2 separate regions of the Homo sapiens genome follow, and region 2 is linked to region 1. The links are chromatin contacts, found by Hi-C in ENCODE. All regions are on one chromosome and are shown on one strand. The core of a region is the stretch at or near the end of the contact, and the rest is flanking DNA. Distances in the headings are between cores, read along the strand shown. Region 1 holds the start of KRTAP5-2 (keratin associated protein 5-2). Region 2 holds the start of KRTAP5-7 (keratin associated protein 5-7).

Evidence for each region. A loop is a pair of places that touch in the nucleus more often than their neighbours do.
Region 2: a map of IMR-90 shows a loop between it and region 1 (90-fold over the local background). The contact joins the promoter of KRTAP5-7 here to the promoter of KRTAP5-2 in region 1. A Hi-C loop is called at or near these places in 3 of 168 maps with a recorded cell type or tissue (HAP-1, IMR-90 and gastrocnemius medialis).

The regions. Positions count from the first base shown.
Region 1 is chr11:1,594,987-1,600,740 of GRCh38, forward strand. KRTAP5-2 (keratin associated protein 5-2) reads right to left here and starts at 3,308. Exons shown (of 1, transcript NM_001004325.2): 1 at 2,191-3,308. The coding sequence starts at 3,264. The coding sequence ends at 2,731. It overlaps KRTAP5-AS1 (KRTAP5-1/KRTAP5-2 antisense RNA 1), which reads left to right. Exons shown (of 2, transcript NR_021489.2): 2 at 2,262-4,198. RefSeq lists enhancers at 1,363-1,936, 2,511-3,084.
Region 2 is chr11:71,524,978-71,530,731 of GRCh38, forward strand. KRTAP5-7 (keratin associated protein 5-7) reads left to right here and starts at 2,290. Exons shown (of 1, transcript NM_001012503.2): 1 at 2,290-3,692. The coding sequence starts at 2,324. The coding sequence ends at 2,821. RefSeq lists enhancers at 2,178-2,679, 2,680-3,179.

The sequences.
Region 1 (5,754 bases), core at 2,058-4,557:
TTCTTTTCAATTTTTGTCATTGTCTCTTGAATCCTTTTTAGTTCTTCATTTCTTTTTGGTTTTTAAAATTTATTGTACTTTTTTACTCATACGTTTGTCCCACTTTAGACTTTATTTCTAGAGTGATTTCTTTTAACTCTAATTTTCTCTTAAGTGATGTCCCCTCATTTAGCAATTCTTCTATTTATGACTTTTGTTGTTCATTTATGTCTCTTTTTTTGAGATGGGGTTTCACTCTGTTGCCCAGGCTGGAGTGCAGTGGCAGGATCATAGCTCACTGCAGCCTCAACCTCCTAGGCTCAAGCAATCCTCCCGCCTCAACTTCCCTAGCAGCTGGGATTAAAGACACACACCACCATACCCACTTAGTTTTTAAAATGTTTTGTAGAGGTGGGGGTCTCACTATGTTGCCCAGGCTGGTTTTGAACTCCTGGCCTCAAGTGATCCTCCTGCCTCACCTCCCAAAGTGCTGGGATTACAGGTGTGAGCCACCGCGCCCGGCCTTATTTATGTCTGGTATCATTTCCTTTCATTGTTCATTAGCTCCTTTGGAAACAGTAGGCTACCACTGTGATCTGTTTCACGGCAGGCTTCCTAGCTTTCTTCCATTGCCTCTAGGGACTTACCGAGGGCCCTTGCACCCACTCACCACTAGAGGGAGGAAAACCTTCCCCATTTCAGGAGCCAAATCCAAAATTCATGCTGCGCTTTTCCAGCACACACCTGTTGGCTCTTTTGAGGTTCCCCTGTTTTCGTCTCTGTTAGATGTTTCTTCGCTTTCTCCTGCACAGACACTGAAACCCTGGGGGACTGTGGCTCTTGGAAATTTATCCCCACCTTCTTGTACTTTTAGGTTCACCTGCTTTTTCTTAAGACACCATCTCACTTTATATTGCCCAGGCTGGAGTTCAGTGGTGCGATCACAGCTCACTGCAGCCTCAGACTCCTAGGCTCAAGCCATCCTCCTGCCTCAGTCTCCCAAGTAGCTGGGGCTGCAGGTTTGCGCTACCATGCCTGGCTTACCTGGTTTTGTTATAAGTCTCCAGCATGCATTTTTGGTTTTGTTACCGAGTTGCTCGGTGTCCTGTGGGCTGTGGGAATGTACAGGGCCCAAATGTAATGAACTCTGCGTTCATGTCTGCTGCCACCTTCTGGAGTTTCCCAGTTTGGATTTTTGAGTAAACTGTCTTAAGCAGCATTTCCTTTTAACGTCGTGAAACTAACGATAGCCATGTCCCCTAGCAAGATGCACCTTTGACACACTTTTATTCCCTCTCCTAAAAGTGGCTGAATTAATCTAAGCCTTTATTTCTAGATTATTTCATTTTTCCTTACATTGCATCTCTTTTCTCTCAGAAATTTGTCCTGGAAATTCCCACTCTGCTCTTCCCTGGCATTATCAGCAGTCGCTTAGATCTGTGGGTGTTCTGTGGGAGCTCATTTCTCACCAGCGCTCCCTGTGTGCTCTCTTCCCTCCACCTTTTCCCTCCAGGTTCGCTTGTCTGGAGATCATCCTCAGATCACTCTCGTCCCCTCCTCCCCAGTGCGTGATTTCTAAAGCCTTGCCTGTGACACTGGTCAGAGAACAGGCTCAGCGTGGTGGCACGTCACCATGAAACAGATGGACTTGGCTCAGGGTCCCCAAATGTGTCATTTCCCAGGAACTCCCCTTTCCTGCCGGGAGACTGAGCTCCGAGGACACCTTGGGCCATTCTGTAACTTCCTGGTTACCTTTAGTTATGGAAAGCCGTTGACCTCATGATTGTAAAAGGCTAATTGAGTGTTTGAATCAGACCGCGCTGGAGCTCAGCGGTGCTTCACTCCTCCCTCCTCCGACCTTGCCCTGCCTGGGGTCCTTCCGAGGCCCCAGAGGAGAGCGGGAAGCTGGAAGCCATGGGTCTTGTGCAAGGCCCTGCTTGGCTGGTCGTCAGGACTCAGGGCCCGCCTGCCCCTCTGCGCCTCTAGGGCGGGCATTGAATGCCGAATCCTCCCCGGGCTGAGCCCTCTTCTCCTGCAAGCAGAGACTGTGAAGATATTTGAGGCCGAGAGGAGGACAGAAGGGAATGGCAGGCTTTTTTGTGAATGTACCAGGCCTGCTGGCAGGCGTTTCCCAGCTTAGCTGACAGATCAGAACACAGAATCGGTCACCGCACAGGAAAGGGGTTGGACAGAATTGCACCAAGTATACAGTTGATTTACAGACATGAGAGGCTTTATTGCAAGGAAATTCATTCATTATTTTGTTATTTTTTTTTAAACAGATGGAGACAACAGGAAGGAAAGAGACCTTCCTGGTCACACTTGGGCCACAGGAGAACAGGCAGCGGCCCAGGAGGATCCAGGGTCCTGATGGTGGTTGAGAAGCTGGTTCTTAGTGATCACTCAGAAACGTCGGCCTGGCCTTGTGGGGTCAGACCTTGCATCTCAGTCAGCCCAGGGAGAAGAAGAAGATGGTCCACACCCAAGTGCAGGGAACATCGTGGCAGTCGGCTGGGTGCCTGCGTCCAGGCGAGGACACCTCCCGCATCAGGGAAACACACGTTTCTGGAGTGAGGAGGCTGAAGGCAGGGCCCAGAGGAGAGCTGAGCCATGGAAGGAGGTGTGTGCATGGATGGTGAGCTAGAGCAGGTGCAGGTGCCTCAGGGAGGATGTGTGGGACGAACTGACTCAGGGAACCATAAGAAATGCTTTCACCAAACAGGAGAAACCTGAAGGTCTGGGTCCAGAGCCTCAGATCTTACACTGGCAGCACACAGGGACACAACAGTTGGACTGGCAGCAACAGGGCTTGCAGCAGCTGGACTGGCAGCACACGGGGACACAGCAGCTGGACTGGCAGCAGCAGGGCTTGCAGCAGCTGGACTGGCAGCAGGATGATCCACAGCCTGAGGAGCAGCAACAGGGCTTACAACAGCTGGACTGGGAGCAGCCACAAGAACCACAGCCCCCCTTGGAACCCCCACAGGAGCCACAGCCCCCCTTGGAGCCCCCACAGGAGCCACAGCCCCCCTTGGAGCCCCCACAGGAGCCACAGCTGGTGCAGGAACAGGCTGGCACCCAGGAGCACACGGGCTTGCAGCAGCAGACAGGCACATAACATCTGGAGCCACATCCCCCACAGCTGGAGCTGCAGCCCCCACAGCCAGAGCCACAGCCCCCACGGCCGGAGCCACAGCCCCCACAGCCAGAGCCACAACCCCCACAGCTGGAGCCACAGCCCCCACAGCCGGAGCCACAGCCTCTGGAGCAGCCACAGCAGCCCATGGTTCTGGTGGATTGAGGGTGGAGCAGGTAGAGGAGCAGGTGAGAGGGAGGTGCAGGTGTGGAGCTCCCTGAGCCTGGGCTCTTTATATACCTGTCCAGATGTCAGGCATGACACAGGGTCCCTTTCTTGTGACTGTTTACACTATTTTTCCAGAGCTCTATTTTTTTCCTCTTTGCTAGTGACTTCCTTCTGGCTCAGTTGAGCATCTACTTTCTTTGTTTTCTAAATTTGTCTTTTTCCCCATTTGTTTTGGCCCCTACAATTAAAACCTCAGCTCCAGGCTGTCTGGTTCTTCCTGCAAAGCTCCAGGGTGCTGGTCACCTGCTCTCTGCTGACCACATGTGACCAATGGGCAACAGCCTCTGCCCACGTGCTCTCATCTTTCCTGTGTTGACTCCCTCAATAATATTAATTTTACATTTTTAGATTTCAAAATTATCCACGATCTTTATACTCATGCCAGTCTCAGCTTTCCGGGTGTGTTAGACCATTCTTTGCATTGCTCTAAAGAAATACTTGAGGCTGGGTAATTTATAAAGGAAAGAGGTTAGAATGGCTCATGGTTCTGCAGGCTGCACAAGCATGGCACCCACCTCTGCTCAGCTTCTGGGGAGGCCCTCAGGGAGTTTTCCTCACGGTGGAAGGCGAAGCAGGAACAGGCACACCACATGGTGAGAGTGGGAGCAAGGGGTGAGGAGGAGCCACACACTTGTGAACAACCAGATCTGAGTGAACACACTCATCGCCAAGGGGGTGGCACTAAGTCACTCATGAGGGATCCACCCCCATGACCCAGACACCTCCCTGCAGGCCCCTCCTTCAACACTGGCCAACAACTATATGAAAAAATGCTCCACATCACTAACTATTCGGGGAATGTAAATCGAAACCACCACGAGATACCATCTCATATCAGTCAGAATGGCTTTTGATAAAAAGTAAAAAACAAAACAAAACAAAAAAACCTAAAATCAGATGCTGGCAAAGCTTGAGAGAGAAGGGAACACTTGTACACTGTCGGTGGGAATGTAAATGAATTCAGCCACCACGGAGAGCAGTTTGGAGATTTCTCAAAGAGCTAAGAATTGAACTACTATTTGACCCAGCAATCTCATGATTGGGTATATACCCAAAGGAAAATAAATCAATCTACCAAAAAGACACATGCATCCATATGTTAATTGCAGTGCTATTCACAAAAGCAAAGATGTGGAATCAACCCAGGTGCCCATCAATGGTGGATTGGATAAAGAAAATGTGGTACATATACACCATGGAATACTACACAGCTGCAAAAAAGAACGAAGTCATATCTTTTGCAGCAGTATGGATGAAGCTGGAGGCCGTTATCCTAAGGGAACTAATGCAGAAGCAGAAAACCAAATACCACATATTCTCACTTATAAGTGAGAGCTAAACTTTGAGTCCACATGGACATAAAGATGAAAACCATAGACACTGGGGAACAAGAGGAGGGAGGAAGGGAGGGAGGGGGCAAAGGCTGAATACTGGGGAACAAGAGGAGAGAGCAAGGGGGCAAGGACTGAAAAACTACTGGGTACCACAGTCACTATTTTGGTGATGGATTCATTCATACTCCAAACCTCAGCATCACACAATATACCCATGTGAAAAACCTGCACATGTACTGCCTGATTCTAAAATAAAAGTTGAAGAAAAAGTTCTTTATATACTCTAGATACTAGATGCTTATCAGATATCTGATTTGTAAATCTTTTCTTCCTTTATTATGTAGACTGTTCTTTCACTTTGTTGATAGCGTCCTTTGGTGCAAAAATATTTAACTTTTGATGGCATCCAATGTATTTGTATTTCTCTTTTGTTGCTGGTGCTTTTGGTGTCCTATCTATGAATCCACACCGAATCCAAGGTCATGTTTTCTTTTAATAGTTTTATAGATTTGACTCTTAAATGTAGGCCTTTTGACCCATTTTAAATTAATTAGTGTATGTGGTGTGAAGTAGGGGTCCAGCTCATTCCTGTGCATGTGGATGTCTAGTTTCCCAGCATCATTTGTTGAAGTACTGCTCTTCCTCCATTGAATGATCTGGCACCCTGTCAAAAATCAGTTGGTCATCTACATGAGGGTTTATTTCTGGCTCTCAATTCTATTCCACTGGTTTATACATTTATTCTAACAACAGTGCTAAACTGCCCTGATGACTGCAGCTTTGTAGTAAGTTTTCAAATTGGCAAGTGTGAGCCCTCCAACATTGTTCTTCTTTTTAACCTTGTTTTAGCTATTCCGGGTCCCTTGAGATTCCACATGAACTTTAAAATCAGCCTGTGAATTTCTACAAAGAAGCCAGCTGCTTTCCTGATAGAGATTGCATAGACTCTGTAGATCAATTTTGGGGGTATTGCCATCTGAAAAATGTTAAGTCTCCTGATACATGAACATCAGTCTGCTTTTGGGCTGCCATAACAAAATACCACGGATTTGGTGGCCCAACAACAGGCATTTATTT
Region 2 (5,754 bases), core at 1,040-3,539, about 70 Mb after region 1:
GTGTCCAAAATAATTAAAGTGATAAGAACAATGAAGTCCAGCCTGATGAGGTCTCAGATGGAAATGAGGAACTTACTGAAAACTAAAACAAAGATCACTTGTGTTACACCTTGGCAGAGAGCTTGACCATATTGTGCTTCATGCCCTAGGGGGCTCTGAAAATTTCTACTTAGGAGTGATGACTTAGGATATCTAGTGGAAGAAATTTCTAAGCAGCAAACATTCAAGCTGTGGCCTGACTGAATCTAACATCGTATTCTCACATGCAAGAGCACATAAATGAATTAAAGTTGGAATTTATATTTAAAAGGGAATCAAAGTGTAAAAGTTTGGAAACTTTGCAGCATGGCCATGTGGCAGAGAATGAAAAAGCATTATCAGGAGAGGAATCCAAGCAGGCTATAGAGCAACCACCTGCTAGAGATATTAGCATGACTCAAAAAACAAACAAAAAAACCCAAGTGCTAATAGCCAACACAATTGGAAAAGACTTCAAATGCATTTCAAAAGTGTTTGAGACAGCCCCTCTCATCACTGACCTAGAGGTCTAGGAGGACACCATGGTTTCAGGGGCTCACCCCAGGCCCTCACTGCCCTGCATAGCCTTGGAGCACTGCTCCCCACACATAGGCTACTCCAGCTCCAGCCTCAGCTCAAAAGACCCCAAATGTAACTCTGGCTTCAGAGGGTGCAAGCCATAAGCCTTGGTAGCTCCCATGTGGTGTTAAGCCTGTAGGTGCGTAGAATACAAGAGTGAAGGAGGCTTGGGATCCTCTACCTAGATTGCAGAGGATTTATGAGAAAGCCTGGGCACTCAGGCAGAAGCCTGCTGCAGGGGCAGAGCCCGCACAGAGGATATATACTAGGGCAGTGTAGAGGGGAAATGTGGAGTAGGAGGCCCACACAGAGTCCCCACTGGGGCATTGCTTAATTGAGCTGTGGGGAGGAGGACACCATCCTCCAGGCCCCAGAATGGTAGAGCCACTGGCAGCTTACATCTTGAGCATGGAGAAGCTGCAGGCACACAACTCCAACCCATGAGAGCAGCTGCAGGGTGCGAACCTTGCAAAGCCACAAGGGTGGAGTTCCCCAAGGCCTTAGGAGCCCACCCCTCACTCCAGTGTACCCTGGATGTGGGACTGGGAGTCCAAGGACATTATTTTGGAGCTTTAAGATTTAATGGCTGCCCTGCTGGATTTCAGACATGCATGGGGTCTGTAGCCCCTTCCTTTGGGCTGATTTCTCCCTTTTGGAATGGGAATGTTTACCCAATGCCTCCACCCTCATGTATCTTCAAAGTAAATAATGTGTTTTGATTTTCACAAGTTCATTGGTGGAAGGGACTTGGACTTGGGACTTTGGACTTGATGTTGGAATGAGTCAAGACATTGAGAGGACTGTTGGGAAGAGATGATTCTATTCTGCAATGTAAGGACATGAGATTTGAGGGGTCAAGGGGATAATGATACAGTTGGGATGTCCCCTCCAAATCTCTTGTCGAAATGTAATCCCCAGTGTTGAAGGAGGGGCCTGCAAGGAGGTGTTTAGGTCATGGGGGCGGATCCCTCATGACTGGCTTAGCGCCATCTCCTTGGTGATGAGTGTGTTCACTCAGATCTGGTTGTTCGCAAGTGTGTGGCCCCTCCTCACCCCTTGCTCCCACTCTCACGATGTGGTGAGCCTGCTCCTGCTTCACCTTCCACCATGAGGAAAAGCTCCCTGAGGGCCTGCCCAGAAGCTGAGCAGAGGTGGGTGCCATGCTTGTGCAGCCTGCAGAACCATGAGCCATTCTAACCTTTCCTTTATAAATTACCCAGCTTCAAGTATTTCTTTAGAGCAATGCAAAACTGAGAATGGCATGAGTAAAATATAAAGACCATGGATAATTTTGAAATCTAAAAATGTGAAATTAATATTCCTGGGGGAGTCAACACAGGAAAGATGAGAGCACGTGGGCAAAGGCTGTTGCCCATTGGTCACATGTGGTCAGCAGAGAGCAGGTGACCAGCACCCTGGAGCTTTGCGGGAAGCACCAGACAGCCTGGAGCTGAGGTTTCAATTGTAGGGGCCAAAACAAATAGGGAAAAAGACAAATTTAGTAAACAAAGAAAGTAGATGCTCAACTGAGCCAGGAGGAAGTCACTAGCAAAGAGGAAAAAAAATAGAGCTCTGGAAAAATAGCGTAAACAGTCACAAGGAAGCGACCCTGTATTGTGCCTGACCTCTGGACAGGTATATAAAGAGCCCGGGCTCAGGGGGCTCCACACCTGCACCTCCCTCTCACCTGCTCCTCTACCTGCTCCACCCTCAATCCACCAGAACCATGGGCTGCTGTGGCTGTTCCGAAGGCTGTGGCTCCGGCTGTGGGGGCTGTGGCTCCGGCTGTGGGGGCTGTGGCTCTGGCTGTGGGGGATGTGGCTCCAGCTGCTGTGTGCCCGTCTGCTGCTGCAAGCCCGTGTGCTGCTGTGTGCCAGCCTGTTCCTGCTCCAGCTGTGGCTCCTGTGGGGGCTCCAAGGGAGGCTGTGGCTCCTGTGGGGGCTCCAAGGGGGGCTGTGGCTCTTGTGGGGGTTCTAAGGGGGGCTGTGGTTCTTGTGGCTGCTCCCAGTGCAGCTGCTATAAGCCCTGCTGCTGCTCCTCAGGCTGTGGGTCATCCTGCTGCCAGTCCAGCTGCTGTAAGCCCTGCTGCTGCCAGTCCAGCTGCTGTAAGCCCTGCTGCTGTTCCTCAGGCTGTGGGTCATCCTGCTGCCAGTCCAGTTGCTGCAATCCCTGCTGCTCCCAGTCTAGCTGCTGTGTCCCCGTGTGCTGCCAGTGTAAGATCTGAGGCTCTGGACTCAGGTCTCATGTGAGTCCTGCTAACCCCATTTTCCGAAGCTGTGACCTGTCCTTCATCGTTGAGCCCCAAACCACTGCTCAGGGTCCATTCCTCACTATAAGATGAAGCCATATCTGCCTGCCTTTTCCTAAGGAGAGTCCACCCTAATTAATGTCCATTCCCTCCTAACAAATTCTCTTCCCAAGTCAACTGCAACTGCGGCTGAATCACCCCTCACCCGCTAGCCTTGCCTTTGCTTGTGTATTCAGAGGCCTGAGCTCCTGAACCCACTTGAAGTCCTGTCTTTTCCAGCTGGAGCAGCTGGGCATGAGTGTCCCACCTGCAACAAGGTGGGCGTTTAAGAGGCTTCCTTGGAGTGGCTTTGCCTGTCCAACACTCTGCTTTATCTTAAATGAAAAGTTGCAAACTAATAAAAATACCATGCCGACAAACTGAAACACATATCTTGCTGATTTCTCTGTTGTTCGGGGTCATTACTATGGCTATGGCTATTGTTTTCTTGTTCTTGTTGTGTTTCGGACTGCGTGGGTCTGATGCTGATGTTGCTGGAAGGTGCTAGGATGGGGCTGGCTGTCTCCTCTGCCTCTCATCTCCTTCCTGGCTGACCCCTCTTTTCTCAGAACCCCTCTCTTCCTAGGTCTTTCCAGCTATTGATCTGATGGAGACAGGACTGTTCCTCAGGCCAGGGCCACAGAAGCAGAAGAGGCTGCTGAAAACTCTGGGGAGTTCAGACTTGCCTCCTTTCCCTGGTCCAGGCCTCTGCCATCTTCCTTTGGGAAGTTTTTGTAACCAACTTACTCTGATTGTCTTTGTTGTTACACAGCCTGTTGCCTCTGTAAATAAACACTCCTAGCACCAAGCCAATATTGCTTTTTAAGAATTTTGAAAGGGCCGGGCGTAGTGGCTCACGCCTATAATCCCAGCACTTTGGGAGGCCGAGGCAGGCGGATCACTTGAGGTTAGGAGTTTGCGACCTGACTGGCCAACATGGTGAAACCCTGTCTCTACTAAAAATATAAAAATTAGCTGAGTGTGGTGGCACGTGTCTGTAATCCTGGCTACTTCGGAGGCTGAGGGAGGAGAATGGCTTCAACCTGGGAGGGGGAGGTTGTGATGAGTCGAGGTCGCGCCACTGCACTCCATTCTGGGCGACAGAGCAAGACTCCGTCAAAAAAAAAAAAAGGCAATATTAATAGAGTTGAATTATTTCAAGTTATTTGGAAACACAGCAATTTATTGGTGGGATATGTCCTAAGCATAGAAAGAACACAAAAATAAAATTCCTAAGCTATTTTTAGTAGTCATGGTGGCAGCAGTGGTGTCGTTATTCTGCTGTGAATGCTGTATGGAAAAAGCAAATGCATAATTAGGTTGGTATCAGAACTAGAATTTTTGGTGTGGAACTGATGAGGTTAAGTAAAAACCTTGTCATCCTGAATTTGAATTAGATATATCGATATGAAATCATGATGTTTTTTATCCAAATAAAAATAGTTTCCTCCTCCATTGGAAGACTTAGAAATAATGAGCCATCCTGTAGCAGTGAACACTCCTAGCACCAAGACTGTTTGTTATCTTCAAATGCTATTTATTGTATCTACCTGGAACCTGGCTTCTCTGGTGAATGGGCTGGAAGCGAACAAGACAAATCTAGAACATCTTGTTATCCCAGAAAGCAGAGATGATAACTAAGACTAATGCAGTCACATCAAAAGAACTAAAGAGTCAGCCGGGCAAGGTGGCTCATGCCTGTAATCCCAGCATTTTGGGAGGCTGAGGCGAGTGGATCACTTGAGGTCAGGAGTTCGAGACCAACCTGACCAACATGGTGAAACCCTGTCTCTACTAAATACAAAAAATTAGCCAGGTGTGGTGGTGCATGGCTGCTGAGGCGAGTGGATCACTTGAGGTCAGGAGTTCGAGACCAGCCTGACCAACATGGTGAAACCCTGTCTCTACTAAATACAAAAAATTAGCTGGGTGTGGTGGTGCATGCCTGTAATCCCAGCTACATGGGAGGCTGAGGCAGGAGAACCCTTTGAACCTGGGAGGCAAAGATTGCAGTGAGCTGAGGTGGCGCCATTGCACTCCCGCCTGAGCAGCAAGAACAAAACTCTGTCTCAGAAAAAAGAAAAAAAAAATGGTGAGAGGCAAACCTAGAGAAACTCTCTGTAGACAGACTTGGGACAACCTGAACACCAATTTCTTAAATGGACTGATACACATCAAATATGTTTAAACTAGGAGTGAGTAATCATACACAAAAAATAATAATACAGATCCTATGCAAACTGTAAAACTTAGTTGCCTTTAGAGGATTCTAGGAATCAGTTCATTATTTTAAAGATGACTAAGTAAAGGAAAATAATCAGGCACTTATTCTATCTCTGACAGACAAACTCTATCTTATGGTAACAAAATTAGAGGAAGTATTCCAGTTTATAAATAAAGAAGAAATCATAGAATTAGAAACTCATCATTTTGTAACCCCTAATGAAATAATGGGGCTATCAAATTTACTGCATGCAGCCAAATCAGTGGAAAATTTATAGCCTTAAATGCATATGTTAGAGTAAAAATGAAAAACTTAAGCTCATTTAGCCAAAAACCTATCTATAGGACTGGCAGCATTGCCACGCAGAGCACAGAATGGGGTGATAATTAGGGCTATTTGTAGGCATCCTGGTTCTCCTCTCCTTCTGGGAACAGGTTGGATGGCAGGTAATAGGGTGGCCCTTTCATGAGCCCTCTCTAAGTCAGGTGTGGCCATGTGATTTGCTTGCGTCAGTGGGAAGAAGTTTGAAGCACCTGCTGCAGTTTTCTGCATTCTCTCTTTCTTCCCCCACCATGACCACTAACGTTCCAAGCAGTGGCTGCTGCTTCCGACTGAGTCCCAGAGTGATGAAGTACAGAGCAGAGTC